Linked DNA regions of Mus musculus: region 2 is linked to region 1. Evidence: chromatin loops called from intact Hi-C (ENCODE). Cell type or tissue: heart. All regions are shown on one strand.

Evidence for each region. A loop is a pair of places that touch in the nucleus more often than their neighbours do. Peaks named below come from ENCODE experiments on the same cell type or tissue, not always from the same donor. Only the 100,000 strongest peaks of a DNase experiment are listed, where the experiment ranks them.
Region 2: it touches region 1 in a loop (8-fold over the local background); 11 of 42 quality-filtered maps call a loop at or near these places.

What each region holds. Positions count from the first base shown.
Region 1 is chr17:83,900,246-83,908,245 of GRCm38, reverse strand. No RefSeq gene overlaps it. Among named protein-coding and RNA genes, the nearest start is that of 1810073O08Rik, 14 kb to the left of the region's middle. In heart, a CTCF peak has its summit at 4,699 (motif pointing left); DNase peaks (open chromatin) are centred at 2,471, 4,605 and 6,015; H3K27ac peaks cover 2,072 bases; H3K27me3 peaks cover 291 bases.
Region 2 is chr17:84,107,822-84,115,821 of GRCm38, reverse strand. No RefSeq gene overlaps it. Among named protein-coding and RNA genes, the nearest start is that of Gm35551, 28 kb to the right of the region's middle. In heart, a CTCF peak has its summit at 1,719 (motif pointing left); DNase peaks (open chromatin) are centred at 1,691, 3,201, 5,331, 5,631 and 2 weaker places; H3K27ac peaks cover 3,239 bases.

The DNA.
Region 1 (8,000 bases):
CTGGAGGAAAAAGACAAACAAACAAACTTTCTACTATGGTGTGGCTCAGTCCTTAACACCTTTTAGTCCCAAACAATGGAGGTAGAGTTAGTTTGTAGATGGAAGCACCCATGTTTGAAAGTGACTTCTACTTAAGGGGCAGGCAAAGTGACGAGTCAGAGAAAGATCTGACAGAATGAATTAGAGATAGGATACTCCCAACTCTCCTAAGGAAAGAGAAGAAAGGGAAGCTACTTCAGAGAGCAGTTCAGAGAGAGAAGGAGGCGCTTTTACTGGGGGAGTTTTATAGAGACAGATTGCAGACAGAACAAGCTAGACACAGGTGAAGACAGAACAAGCCAGAGAATGAGAAAGTGCCCAGAAGTTTAGAACAGATTGCCAGAGTTAGTTTGAGGCCAAGCAGAGCAAAAAGAGGTCAAGAGAGACTAGGTTAGCACTAAGCCTGGAAGACAGCAATCACATCGGGAGAGTAAAAGTTATATTCTTCAAATCTGGAAGCCTTACGCAACACATTTCTACAGCTGGCATCTGGAAGTCTGAGATTAGGGAGCCTGGCAGGGCTCTGGTGAAGAACCTCTTCCAGCTCCCATAGTATTTATGTCCTGTTATGTGCTTCTGTGGGAGACACTCCGTTGTGTCTACAAGGGCTTGGAAGCAATTTGTGAGGGCTCCAGCCTCATAACCTTACCACCCCTAATTACCTTCTAGACCCACCCCTTCAGCAGTTAGGCTCTTACTTCACAACTTCTGTGTGGACCCCAGCTTTCAGTCCACTTCATAAAGGAGGAAATCAAGACTCTATTGTGTTAGAGTTGACTCAAAGGAGAATGATAGGGAGAGCCGCCCTCTGATTCCAAATCTCCAGCCCCACCCATAACTTCTGTGTGCTTCCGGGATTTCCCCTTCTATTTCATCTCTACCGGGCTGCCTCTGCAGCCCCAGCCCAAGTCACGGAGAATACCTAGCCCAGAGAAAAAGAACTTGGCTCCTGCGATCTCTGCTGACAACTGGTTGCGTGGTCTCAGATGCATCCTTTGTTCTCCCAAGCCTTGGTTTCTCTATTTGATAGCGACGAATTAGTCCTTGTCTTTCTATCTCTGTCAGTTCATGGAGGGATCGAGTAGTAAGTTGTCTTATATAAAAAAAAGGCTTTGACTTGGGAGTCAGAGACAGAACGATCATTATGAGTTCAAGACTAGTCTGGCCTAGATAGCAAGTCCCAGTCAAAGCTGCAGATCGTGATACTAGCTGGGAGATAGGTAGGTAGATGATAGGCAGACAGACAGACAGACAGACAGACAGATAGATAATATCTTTAGAAAACAACAAAGTTCTTTGAAAATAGCTGTGAGGTGAGGAACAGCTTGACTTTGTAGATAAAGCTCCTTCTACCACTGCACAGGAAATTGGTCAAGGAGACAGACAGCAGGCAGTCCCTCAGCTCTTGATCCTCTAACTTCTGGCCATGGCTGGGAGCCACAGCGTCTTCCAGACCTCTCTGTAGTGACAAGAAACACAGCTGCTTCTCATTTACTACCTGGGCTAAGCTGGTCATCCCACCGGAGTCTTGTCAGGGTTCTCTGGGCCATAGCCTCTAAACAAATCCTTGTCCTTCTTTCTCTAGGATTGGGAAAGTCAGAGAGAGGCATGGAAGCTCAGAAGCCCTGCTGGAAGGCAGGCATCACTGCTGTAATAGGCTGTTGTTCTTGTGAGTATCCCACACACACCCTCCATGCCTGCAAGAAGGTTATCCATCCCTATTCCAAACCCTGGGGACTTGGGATACCTCGTGGAGAAGGCACCTGCTTTGCCCAGTCAACTGGCTTTGGCCAATGCTGTTAGAACACGTGCACATGTAGAAAGAACCAATGCTGTTCTCATCTCTACCACCCCTCTACTCTTACTCCTCCGTAAGGGCTGGCCTTCAGCTTGATCCCAGAATGGACATCAGGGTATGAATTCCAGGGTGAGCCCAGTGTGTACCAGGAGGTAAGAAATACAGTACTACATTTAAGATTCAGGCACATTTGTTACTGCAGCCTTACCTAACACATGCTGACTGATGATGCTCTGTCCAGTTCCTCCAGTCTCTGAGCTGAGTCGCATCCACTTGCTTGTAGCTGAGGATCTGGAATCGCTGCTCTGTTTCTACTTCCTGGGTGGAGGCCTCCCTTCCCCTATGGCTCCTCCTGGGCATCAGATGTGGGGTATGGGAACTCTACCTTGGGCTCCTGAATAGCCAGGCCCTCTCTCCTCTTTGATTATAACTGTTCACCCTTCTGCTCAAACTTCTCAAGCACACTTTCAGAGAATTCCCAAACTCTTGCCCTCACTCACATGAATGGCCTACGTGCCACTCACTCCTGCAGACAGCACGGGGCAGCTAAAGGAAGCCAAATTCAGGCACTTCCTCTGTCCTTCCCTTCCTTGTCATGGGGTCCCACAGGCATGTCCAGGGGAATTCCTTCTTCCAATTCCCATGAGAAATAAAGCAAGTCTGCTCAGCCAAACCCGCACCTCTCCTCCCAACAAGGTCTGGGCCTGTGGGGGAAAAAAGCCAACAGCTCTCAAGCCAGACTTCTCTGTAGCTCTGGTCTTGAAAGACGGCCTGTAACTGTTGTCTTTGCTGTTGCCTGAGGTCCCTCCCACCTCGGGTATGGGGCTCTCTACTCTCTACTCTCGCCATCCAGGTCTCATCCCATTTCTCTGTACATAAGGCATAGATGTTGTGAGTGAGCATCAGTTTGGAGCACAAAACACTGTCTTCTCTCTCCTCGAAGCAGGAATTGTGAAGATTCACCCTCCAGGCTGAGAGAAAGCATGACTAAGGAATAGTATTGAAAAACAACCCATTCCAACCATTGTGATGGTAAATTCTGTGTTTTCAATTGCAAGTCTTTAAGTTTTAAATTTTTTAATGAAAAGTTCTTTTCTTAAAAGAAAAATAATAATCAGTTCAAAGCCAGAGATAGTGGCACACATCTGGGATTCTAGCACTGAAAAGGCTGAGGCAGCAAAATGACAAGTTCCAGGCTAATCTGGGCTACACAGTGAGACCCTTTCAAAAAGAGAGACTGAAAGGGTAAGGGGTGGGTTTGGGGTTTTTGTTTTTTTTTTTTTCACTTCTAATATATCATTGGCCAACAAACTTTGGTTCATTTAATTTCTAACTAAAGCATGAATTTCCATGAATTTCCAACACAGTGCAGCCTATAGGATAGAATGCAACATATCCTATAATTCAAATTTTTCTAGAAGTCAAGCTTATAAAGTAGAAAGAAACTGATAAAAATCATTCAAACAACAAGTTTCCTTAACTCAAGATACGGTTTCTACATGACATGGTGGCGAACAATAATAATAAGCGATTTTTCTATTGTTCTTGCCTTCCTTTTCCCTGTTTTTAAAAAGCCACTGTAGGCAGATGCGGTGCTCTCTCTAGTGATCCCAGCATCTGGGAGGCTGAAATTCAGTGGGTCTAAGTCTGAGGCAAGCGATCCTGGGCTGCATATCAAGATCTTGTTGGAAACAAAAGAGAGAACACAGAACGAGAGAGGAGAGAAATGGAGGAGAAGAGAGAGAGAGAAGAGAGGGGAAGGAAAAGCAGAGATGCAGTTAAAAACAGGCACAGAGAAAGCAGGATGCAATTGAGAGTCTCCATCTCGTCTGGTACCAACAATGATCACTTAGAATCAGCCAAAACCACTGACTAGGGATAAGAAAGACCATAGAATTTATACACTCTGATTTTTTTTTTCAGGGATCAACCCCCTCTCCCAAAGAATGTACAAACAGAAAGGGGCTTGAGATGTTTCTCAGTGACAGGGCATCATCTCATAACAGGCCACCCTAGAGCTGGCGCTAGGGGTCACTAATTCAGATAGCCATTTAATGGCCAATTCTCTGCTGTTGGACCCTTTCCAGTCAGTTTTCAATTTAGACCAGGCCACCAGGACCACCATGTCAGTCAAGTATAAACCAAGAGCTATGTTTGAAAGCTGAGGCGCCCCTGTCGCTGGCTTGCTCAGGAAACCCAGGGAAGGCCTCCCATCCCTGCCTCATTCACTTAATGATGAGCATGAAAAAGAGACTCTACCCCATGATAAAGACGGAGGACGTTCCAAATAATCATACCAATAATAACTAAAGACCATGTGTTCACTGAACCTTGGGCACATCTCTCCCAGGAGTATCCATATTTCAGGTGATCAAAATACATGCCTGACAAGAGATCTCTGTATTCTCTGTATTGAAAGCTCAACTCTGCTGGCTGAAAATGAAATTTAAACTTTTTTGAAATGTAAGATTTGCTGACTAACTTATTTTACTTTGTCTACTTTATCTGGTTGTTCTGGGAACGGAAGCCTGAGGCGCTGTAGGTGCTAAGTGAGAGCTGCATTCCTAAGCCCACTTCACCTTGGAGCTCACCAAAGCTGCTCAGGGTGGCCTTGAACTCACTGTGTAGCCCAAGCAGCTCTTGAACTTGGGATCTTCCCGCCTCAGCACCTCACCTCACCTCACCCCACCCCACAAGTAGCCGAGCATTCCTCACCAACCCAGTTTCATTTCTACACATTCTTGCAAAACAGCAAGCCCCAGAACTGTCTGTCTCGGCCAGTTACAGTCAACAATCCCAGTTTAAGGAAGAAAGCCCGAGGTGTAATTAGAGCATCACGATGCAGTACTGCCACCTGTCGGCAGCCTCAATCCCAGCACGTTCCCCAGGAGGATACAATCAGCTTCTAGGACTGTTTCTTTCAAAATGTGCTCTCTGATCCACGTAGCTTGTTAAAAATGCACATTGCTGAGCCATGTAGGACCCGAGTCCACATGACAGACACCAAACAGCCACACTTAACTGAATGTCCCAAGTGATCTTTATGCACAGTAAACTCGAGAAAATGATCAATCTAAAGGACTTGTCTAATCGATGCAAGCTGAGAAAACTCAGAGGCAGCGAATGCTGGAGAACTCGTTTTCCCTGATGCTGAACAGAGCGAAGACTGCTATTTGTTGAGTCTGGTGGGATCCACAGAGTTGGTTTATGTAGAAATAACACCTTGTGCCTAGTACACAAAGCTAAAACAAACCTAAGTCCCATCTCCCTGTCTCTGTCTCTATGTCTCTTTCTGTCTCTGTCTCCTTGTCTTTGTCTCTCTCTGTCTGTCTCTGTCTCCCTGTCTCTGTCTCTTTCTATCTCTCTCTTTGTCTCTCTCCCTCTGTCTGCCTCTCTCTCTTTCTCTCTGATGACACCCCAAAACCCTGTCATCAGGTACCTGTAGCTCCCCTCCCTTGTCACCCCAGCCCAACTCTGTCCCCTTCACATCTGGATCCAGCCAGCTGCTTCAGAGCCCTCTCACTTCACCTCCATTCCTTGACCCTGCTGCTTTATAAACCTTGCAGTACTCACTACCCGTCAAGGTGACAGCTTGTCCCGTATCACCTTCCCAGAGGCCTCTCTGGGGAACCTTTTAGGCTAAACTAGGTTCTCCCCTCCTTGCTAACCACAAAAATTTGCTATATGCAACCACATTGCCTGATACACACATCCTGCCCACACGCATGACTGTAAACTCTTCACAGGCAGAAAGAGCTGTGTCTCCAAGAGTCCCCAACCTGGCAAAACCTCTACCTTGTAGCTAGCAGGCTTCCCTCAGCCTTTGTAGAATGAATATGTATTTTCAAAAACAACAAGAAATCTGTCTGATTTTTTTTCCCCAATGGTAAAGCGGTAAGACTGGGAGGGTGCAGGGAGAGGGCAGGAACAGAGCAACCTGGGAATGTCCTCACCACCTCCCAGGAAAGGAGCGATTTCCCCAGAGGACAGAGGCCTGTCACATCTTGCCCAGCTAATCTGACAGAAGCCAGCTGCAGTGGTTGTCCTGCCCTGGGGAAGACGTGCTGGGGCTGGGAACCACTTGCCACTGTTTGCCCCTGGGGACAGGGCCACAGGGGAACGGTAATTGACTTGTCTCCGAGATTTATTTATTAATTCCTAGCTGCACCATTTGATGTGGTTTCCAGGAGGCACGAGTTGAAATCTGTTCCCTGTCTTTACCCCACAACCCAGTGAAGCAATGGTCCCTAGGGAGCCCGGTAAACCTCAGGGCCAGCTCACCAGAGAGACTCCAGGCAGGCAGGGTCTAGACATGGTGCCCACCACACAGAAGGGCTGAGCTCCTGTGATGCTGCAGATTCTGATACTGGTAAGACTGAGTAAGAAACCTCAGGAGGATGCTTAGGAGGCCTGGATCTCCGTGGGATGTGTAACCGTGCTTTTGGGCTACTTTATTGGGTTCTTCTCTCTGCCATCCTTCTCCTCCCCCAATGCCCCCCACCCCCAGCCCTGGTAGAAGAAAGAAGCCTAGAAGGAAAGGGGGCATAGATTTCTTTAGACTACTTCCTGATGGTTAGGGGCATTGAGTTCTCAGGGGCAAGTCCAGTCTTTATAATCAGGATATGTGCAACCAGCAATTCAGAGGAACAGCAAAAGCAGCTTCAGGAACCAGCAATAGCAGGGAACAGCAGCAGCCACCGCTGCAGGCTCTGGCCCTTTTATAACCGCTCAAGAGTCTCCAGAATTCCAAACTTAAACTATCTCTCAGCTGATAGAATCAGGCCCTGCCAGAGCATGAGACAAAGCCTAGTCAGCCCCCATATCCCACGCCTGGGATTGAAACAAAAACATAGTCACATAACTGGGTTTTCGGAAAGAACAAAATTCTCACTACAGGGATGTCTCTAAGATGAAGCCCTCAGCCATCAGTGACTAGGAGGAACCAGTGACTAGGTAGGAAGCCCCAATGGACCAGGAGTGATGGAGCAGATGTGTTACCCCAGCACTGGGAGGCAGAAGCAGGAGGACCAGGATGACATAGCATAGGGTTAGCCTGGGCTACAGGAGACTCCACCTTAAGCTCGAGAATGTGTTTGCTTCTGCACATGCACCCACGCCCCAAGAAGGGCACCGAGGTTGTAACTCCATTGGCACAGTGATTTCTAGCATCCAGTGAACCCTGGCTCAGTCACGAGCATTAAACTGGACATAATGGGGCACCCTGGGCTACATGAGACTTTGCCATGGTGGCAATCAGAGGCTAGGAAGGTATTGTTAGAAGTAAGGGGTACTGGCTTGCCTGCTGTATGTCTTACCTGGTCACAGGCATCGTAGGTCACTGTAAGTGAACAACAGTGTTTATGCCCAAATGCCAGGTTGATGCCACTGCTCTGCTCCTTCCTGCAGGATCTGCACATCTCTGCCTGTTTCCTACAGTTAATATGAATGGGTTTGTAACCAGGGAAACAAAAGGAAGAGAGGGTGGAGAGTTGACCTAGACATGGGGCACACATGTAGGCTTGCGTTCTCCTGGTGGCACACGGCCGTGACCACACTCGAGTGAGCGAGTTGTGGTAGTGCCGGCCTGCATGCAGCGTGCTAGGTGCACATCGTTGATGGTGGGAGGCAAGGGCATTGCCCCTTAACTTTCTTATTTTCCTATCCCTTCTCTCAGGCTCTCCTTTCAGAAACTAAAATCTCTCACTTTCCTCTGGGGACTTTCTCTCCCTCTGCCCAGTGCTGTTCCCTGATTCTCTTTCTATGTCTAAAGACTCAAATATACTCTAGCCCACACCAGGAATCCTGAAAGTCTGTTTCTCCTTCCCACCCCTACAAAAAGATTCATACGCATACGCAAGCACACATGCGCGCACGCACACACACACACACACACACACACACACACACCAGACTTTGTGAGCCCCCTCTTGGAAAAGTCTTGTCTACTTCCATTCCTACACGTCTCTGCTCATGGGTACAGCAGGACCAAACCCAGATCTCCTTTCTCTGTGTGCCCTTTACTTTTGTCACAGACTCGGACCCATGCGGGGGGAGCCAGCAAGGTCCTTGTCTCAAGAGCGAAGTGCAACAGAACACCCCAAACCTCAACAGTCAATTCAAATATTTGAAGCAATATTTTTAAAATTCAAGATTAATTCCAAAT
Region 2 (8,000 bases), 210 kb before region 1:
TCATAGCAGAGGCAGGATGGAAGGGTGGTCCCCGGGCGGGTCCCCACCCGTCTTCTCTATCCAGTGGAGCTGGATAGCAAGAGATGGCTGAGAGAGCATCATATGAGGCACACCCCCCCCCCCCCCATCTCCACCTCGTGCCAGGAGGCTACCTGAGCTTGGCAGGTCAAGGAGTCAGGGGGAATGTGAGTGGAGGGGCAGGGAGAAATGTCTGCCCACCGAGGGGACCCCATGAGACAGCACCTCAAGTTTAGACTTTTAAACAGCATCCACTTTCCCTTCAGTTATCCGGAACAAAAGAAATTGTTCCTTAGGTGGAAAAGGAAACCACAAAAGCAAGAGAGCCCACCACTAAGGTCATATCGTCTTCACCATCAGCTGAAGAGCAGAGCCCCAGAGCCGCCGGGTGCACTGGAGCCGGCCCTAGGAGCCAGCAGCTCTGCCCAGCACGCAGTCCGCCTCTGCCTCCTGTCTCTCCTGCAGCATCCCTGACTTCAGTGCTCTGTTGTCACACACAGCCAGTGCTAGGCAAGCATTGTGGTGATAATAGAGAGGTTGAGAAGGCATGGGAAGAGGTCAGTAGGAGAGTTTCAGAGAGGAGACTACTCCTTAGTTGGGTTAGGGCCAGCTGACTAGGCCCCCAAGCTCTTAAGTACCCTTCTGCCCTGAGCTGAATTCTCGTCAACCAAGAGGCACACCTCACCTCTTCAGACTTGGTCACCACTACTAAACTCCCGCCTGTGGTCTGCCTAAGACCTCCAAGTTCTAGAACATAGCCTAGCCAGCTCTCCTGTGCCCCTTCCTTGGCTGCAGACCTGGTTCTAATCCTACTCAACCCTGATTGTCTTTGTTGGTAAGAGCACACCCTGGGGCTGCCTGTCTTTTGAATTCTTTCCCCTCTCTTAAGAAACAAAAAAACCAAACATTAATTTTATTTTACAGGACTATAGGTGTATAATACCATGCCTAGTACCTCTTAAAAATGCATTTTATTCTACTGTTATCTTGGGAAGACTTCTCACTAAATTGCCCAAGCACTCCTGGAGCTCAGAATTTCCCCTGCCTTAGCCTCTTGAATAAAGAAAAACTTATAAAGAAAAACTGGTGCGTGTTTCCAGTTTTTCCTGAGAGCTGCCGGTGGAACCCACAGTTCTGGTGTCCCTTCCTCAGGTGTGTGGTGCCCTGTTTTCCTGGCAGCTCCTGCCTTCCTCTCCAGTCGGACCTGGGTACTGATGGGCACCAGCAAGCCGGGTGCCAGTGGAAATGGCACTTAAGTCTGAACATGTACCTCTTTCCCCTGGCCAGCCCTTCCTCTCATGAACGTGGGGTTGACCACGCTAGCCTCTGCACCATGCAGTGTCAGCCTGGGGACAGGGTAGACTTGCCAACAAGGCCCAAAGGTTGCCCCAACCACATGGGGCTGACACACTGGCATGAAAGTCAACCTGCGTCTGCTGCAGGCTGTTGAGTCCCCGGTAGTTCTTTTGCATTCTCTGACCTTGGTCTCATCGTCTGCCAAGTGGTCAGCATAGTCCCTTCTCCTTCCTCAGAGGAGGGGGAAGGGTGGGTGGGTGAGCCTGGGAAGGTGCACACCCTGCTGAGCGCGGGCAGGCAAGCTCCCTGGGGTGGAACTAGGCTCAGAGTCTGTAGGCCTCACCATGTGGCGGCCTCCTCCCTCCCCAAGCCTGGGCCGTGTGACTGAGTTCACAGCGCCCCCTGCTGGCAGGCTCTCTCAGAAGCTCCCTGTGGGCAGCCCGAACCCCACATTCCTTCACAGATGGGGTCTTGCCCTCTGTACACCCATTTTAAATCAAAAGTGCCCCCCAGAAAGTCTAGGCAGCATGAAGTCCAGGCTGGGGGTGGAGTTGGGGAGCCAGCCGGGATTCCCAGGATAAAGTTTAGTAGGCTCCTGAGTCTTTGAAGTCTGCCAGTCCAAGCCCACATGGACTGGTGGGGGATATCACATAAGGGCAGGTTTGAGGAATGAGGAGCCCTACCTATGTACCCTGAGCCTGACCCTCATCAGATCTGCAGAAGGCAGAAGCAGAAGAAGGTAGGGCGGTCTTCAGCCCTGCCTGCATATCTCTGTCAGACCCTTGCTCCACATTGGTGGCTTTACCCACTGGGAAAGTCAGCAAACTCAGCCTCAGCCCCACCTTGAGCTCTTTTACTGCTGGTGAGACTTCCCTACACTGTGGTCTTCCCAAGCTGCTTGTATCTAGCCAAACACAAAATTCCCCCTCCTCCAGGAAGCCTTCCTAGATGGCCCCAGGCTTCAGGGATTTTCTCTGGCTCCAAGCTTTTTGCAGGACTTCTCACATATATTTCATTGTCTTGTGCAAGTGTTATTTGATCCCATCTTTAGAAGCTCGGACCACTAGGTGGAAGACTTTGTGCTGCCTCTTTTCCTGGAGCTCTGGGAAGGTCTAGGGGGACAGAACATGCCTGTTAACTTTGTTTTAGACAGGGTCTCACATAGCCCAGGCTGGCCTCACATTCACTATGTAGCCCAGGCTAGTCTTGAACTTACTGGTCTCTAGTCTCAGCCTCACAAGTGCTGCAACTAAAGTGATTTTAAGATCAGCTGTAACCATGTGGGTGTGGTCTTGCCCCTGGGGCACATTGGCAATGTCCATTGATAATGTCTGGGTGTGTGGGTGGGGCCTGGATGCTAATGGTATCTTAGAATAAGTGTCAGAGATACAGTCATTGTCCTACAAGGCACAAAGAATAGTGCCCAGGTTATGAACACTGATTGAAATAAATTCAGATCTGGTATTTTTATTATAGTGACCAGGGTCAGTGGGTCCCACCGGAGACATCAGCACTCCCTGGGAGGATTGACAGAGCAAGGTTTGAATCAACTGTAACTGTTCCTTCTCTGTCCTCCATAGTTTTGGGTGCCCTGAAACACTTTTCTGGTCTGAATGTGGCTTGTGCAAGTGGAGGTGGGCCTGAGCCAAGGAGGAGGGTCCAGACCTGAATTAGAGTCCTTAGGGTAGTGTGGCCAGCCCTTGGGAGCAGAGAGTGCCTATAAATGGGGATGGAGTGACCCCTTTCAGTCCCAATGGACTGAGGTCCTCAGCTGTTCCTGTGTGCTCAGCATTTCTGTCTGCTGATGGGTGGGGCACTCTTCCCATAGCCAGATGTGGGAGGTGGTTGTGGCAATAACTGCCCTCCTGGGAAACAGCTGTCAGAACAGGACCGCTTTGACGAGCACATCAAAGCTGCTTGCACATCTCCTAGGAACTGACTGGGTGGGTGGGACAGAGCAGAGCCTTCAGCCAGGAACAGCTGTTGGCCAGGCCCCAGTGCAGCGCTGGAGGCCAAGGAAGGCATCCCCGTTAGCTGGGGGTTAGGAATGTCCCAGAGGCTAGTCATCGTGACACAGCTCTCCTCTGCATAATTCTAGGTGGGCTTGGGCTGTCCGGGGTTCTTGGTGACCCCCTGTCGCCTGTGGAGAACTCTGTAGGGGCCTGGCTCCCTCCTGAGGGCGGTGCTCCTAAGGAGGGGCAGGGAGGGACTCTCTTTCCTTTTCAAGCCATGGAGAGCAGGGGCACTTCCCTGTGAAGGCTCTAGCCTGTTTTTCCTTTCAAAGGGCCCAAACCTGACTAAGCAAAGGATGGGGCTTTGAGGAGAACAGGAAGCCAAGCTTCCCTGCTCTCACATTCTCCACAGCGAGGCCCCACGGCATCTCCTGAGGGCCAGGAGAGTACACGTATGTGAGACATGGGAACAGGCCCAATATCCTTGGATCTTATCCCATGGCATTGTGGGGCAGGGAATGTTCTGGGACCAGTCCTGGAACCAGATGCTGCAATATATAGGAAACAAGAACTTTAATTCCCCTAAAGCTTTGGCTTGCTCATCCGTAAATGGGTTTACTGACACTTCCTGTGCTCTAGGTTGTTGGGAGAGTTGGAGGGAAGGTACTAGAGGTGTGCCTGTGTCTGTGTGTGTATGTGTGCGTGCGTGTGTGTATCTGTGTGTATGTGTGCATGTGCGTATCTGTGTGTGTATGTGTGTGTGCGTGTGTGTGTATCTGTGTGTATGTGTGTATCTGTGTGTATGTGTGCATGTGTGTATCTGTGTGTGTATGTGTGCGTGTGTGTGTGTATCTGTGTGTATGTGTGCATGTGCGTATCTGTGTGTGTATGTGTGTGTGCGTGTGTGTGTATCTGTGTGTATGTGTGTATCTGTGTGTATGTGTGCATGTGTGTATCTGTGTGTGTATGTGTGCGTGTGTGTGTGTATCTGTGTGTGTGTCTGTGTGCGTGTGTGTGTGTATCTGTGTGTGTGTCTGTGTGTGTGTAGTTGGTGCTCACGACATGCTGCCAAACGTGGCTATAATATTATAAATCTAGCGTTGTAATCTTCACAGTGGCCTTTTCAGTGGCTGGCATGAAGTTTTAAGGTGGCCTGTATCGCTTTAGCTTAGAGTGAAAGCAAGGCTCTCTCTCTGGGAGGAGCCCTGAGGTGTGGCAGTTGAGAGAGATGGGCCCCAGGAACGTTTTAGGCACTTGGGTTCAGGATAAAAACGGCAGGTGTGGCATATCTGGGGCTACAGCTAGGGTTGGCTGGGTTCCTGTCACCTTAAGGGACTGTGTGTGTCAGTGTGTGCAGGTGGGTGACTGTGGTTCGTGACCTGTTTGAGCTTGTGTGTGTGGGACAAGTGTGTAACCAGGTGGGGCTGTGGGCAGTCTCATCGTGGGTGTTCGTGTGGGCCTGTGGGCCTGGATCTCACTCTTCGTGGATGGTTTGGTGCGTGCGTCTCACAATCTGATGGCCTCACTTCCCTCAGTGAGGGTGTCTCTCCGCATGTGCAGTGTGTGGCTGAGGGACTGGCTATTGCATCCTTTCTGACAGAGTTGTAGGTCTTGTGGGCATGCCAGCTATGAAGGAGGCCATGGAGGTCACACAGGCCTGCCCCCAAGGAGCAGTGGGCTTAGAGGCTCTGCTGGTGTGAGAAGCATCCTTTACTCTCTCTCTCTCTCTCTTTCTTTCTTGTTTATTATTTTTGTTTTGCTTTGTTTTTCAAGACTGGGTTTCTCTGGTTGTAGCCCTAGCTGTTGTGAAATTCACTCTGTAGACCAGGCTAGCCTTGAATGCTGCTGGGATTAAAGGTGTTCCTCTACCCCTGGCTGGCATTTAGTTTTAAGAGAAAGCAGCTGGCTTCCTTTCTCAAGCATCTATATTCCATCCTTCTCACAGCACATGGGAAGTGAGTGTATCTGCATTCCAGTTACTCTACATCTGTGTCAACACTTGGCACTGTCGATGTTTTTGAGTTCAGCTGTACTTAGTTATTTTCTATGCTTTCCTGGCTCTGTGGGGTTTTGGCCCGGAGCAGCCCCTAAGGAGTAGGCTTCTGACAGACAGCACACAATTTTTTTCAGACATGTCTTGAATATTACTTGGGAGGTATTTATGTTAAAAAGTTAGTTATTATTTGCTACAAATCTAAACAAGTGGGCCCCTTTGTTTCTGCTTAGTCCAGGCATCCTTCCTCGCAGCTTCCTCCTCCACACCTAAGTGAGGTAAGAGCTGATGGAGAAGTGGAAAGCCAGCCAGCCTACTCAGATCACTCCAGTCAGTTTGTACTTGTTGACTGTGTCTCCTGGGGCTCAGACTGGACGTGACTCACCCCGAGGCTCACAGCGAGTGCCTGGTAGGCTCACATAATCTAACCCCATGAACCCAAGCAGTGGTCAGGGTAGCTCCAGGAGGCTCTGGAAGCAGACCAGCCTGGTTTGCAAATACTGAGCCATACTGTCAACTTCGAGGGCAGCGTTACATAACAGTTCTCGGCTCTCAAGGCTTGTCCTCCATCTTGAGAACATCAGAAATGCAAAGCAAGCAGAGGTCACTTTCAGGGGTGGGGGGCTGGGTGTGGTTTTGTAGACTGACCACACAAACCTAGAATTTGACCTCCGTGTACCTCTAGGATCTGGGGAGAACTGTGGGTCCTTCTCTGAGGAAGGTTTCAAACATGTAGAACCAAATCAGGACTGCCAAAGCAACCAAGGAGAATAAGACACAGAGCTCCAGCCAGGGAGGCAGCCCTGAGAGGAGTGGAGAGTTTCTTTTAAAAGGTTTTCATCTTTATTTTAATTTTGTATGTGTGGGGGTTTGACCAGCATGCACGTCTATATACTACACATAGGCAGCGCCTGTAGAACCTAGATAGCACGGAATGCCCTGAGATTGGCATGGCATGCTTTTGTGAGCTGCCCTGTGGGTGCTGGGAATTGAACCCATGTCCTTTGCAAGAGCAGCCAGTGCTCTTACCCACTGAGCCATCTCTTCAGCCCCTTTCCCCTGAGGGGTTTCTTGATGAATACTTTACAGTTTATTTATTTTTAATTTAGTGTGTGTATGTGTGTGTTTGTGACTTTGAGTGTGTGTTTCTCAGTGTGTTTTGTGTATGTGTGTGTGTACACATAACACTCTGTAGAGATTAGTGGACAGTTTGAGGGGCTTGGTTCTTTCCTTCCATCATATGGGCTCCAGGAATTGAACTCAGGTCATCAGGATTGGTGGCAGGCACCTTTGCCCAGTGAGCCAGCGGACATCTGTTGGGAATCAGTTCTCACCCCCATCCATCTTGTTTCTCCTCCTGCTTTTTAGTCTCTAGGGCAAGGGCCCACCAACTTTCAGGTGAGTCTCTATCTCTGTTTCCCATGTCATCAGAGGAGCGCTGAGATCTCAGACTTGAGCCGCCTCATCCAGCTTTAGGAAGGTGACAGGTTCCAACTTGGGGTACCAGGCTGTGTGGCAAGCACCCTTACCCGCCATTAACTCCCAGCCATCTCACCTGCCCTTGAGCAACACTTACCTGGTGGTTGTTCCGCAGCGGTGATGAGTAAGCTTTTTAAAAGGTCTGCAACGAGTCTAAAGTGATCTGTGCCTGTTGCTATTGTAGATGTTTCCAATACATAGACAGGAAGAGCAGACTCGAAGTTAAAGGCTAGTAACAATACCTACACATACACATAAACACACACACACACACACACACACACACACACACACACACACATTCACACACACACCCTTCCTTATCCAAACTCATGGAGCTCTGCATTCTCTTCCCAGACCTGTGAGGAGGACGGGCAGCTATGAGTCCTGGGTAAGAGGCCTACCTGAGAGGGAAGTCTAGAGGGCAGAGGTGTGTGTGTGTGTGTGTGTGTGGGGGGGTGGTGTGTGTGGAGGCCAGCGCTATCATTGCTGAAATAAGGAGGAGAGCAGAGGGTGGCCTGAGGGTATGGGTCAGTGTGTAGGTGCTGAAAGTACTTAGTGGTCCCCTCTTCCCCAGTACTGGCTAGCCTGCTGTACTAGTCCCTGAGCTACTCCAGGCCTTTCAACCTCCTTGTCCTGCAATGATGAGAATATGGCCTGACCCCTCCATTCTCAGCAACCTGCCCAGAGTCCCTGAGGCTGGGACCTGGGGCACAGAGGAAAGAAAGCAAACACAGGCCTCCTGCCTACCGTTCACCTAACCAGGCAGGCCAAAGCCTCTGAGAGGGAGGCAAGGAAGAACGCTGTGGGCCAGGCAGAGCTGGGTTTCGCCCTGAAGGGTAGGCGTAGGCAGGACCAGCCATTTTGAGGATAGGATGAGCAATTCTGAGGAGGAAGCTATGAGGAAGTTTCTGGAAATCTTGCCTCTCTCCTAAACTTCCTCTTCTGCCTCCTTCACCAGGAAGCAGAACCCAATATCCTCTTTTTTTTTTGCTTGTTTGTTTTTGTTTTTTGACACAAGGTTTCTCTGGTAGCCCTGGCTGTCCTGGAACTCACTCTGTAGATCAGGCTGGCTTAGAACACAGAAATCCACCTGCCTCTGTCTCCCGAGTGCTGGGATTAAAGGCGTGCGCCACTACTGCTGTCAGCTTCCCTCCTCCCGACCCCCCAAAGCAGCGCTGAGAACATTTAAACTCTAGGTATTTTCCCACAAGTACAGTGGTACCAATTTTCTTTAGAGAATTATTCTGAAGCCTAGTGAG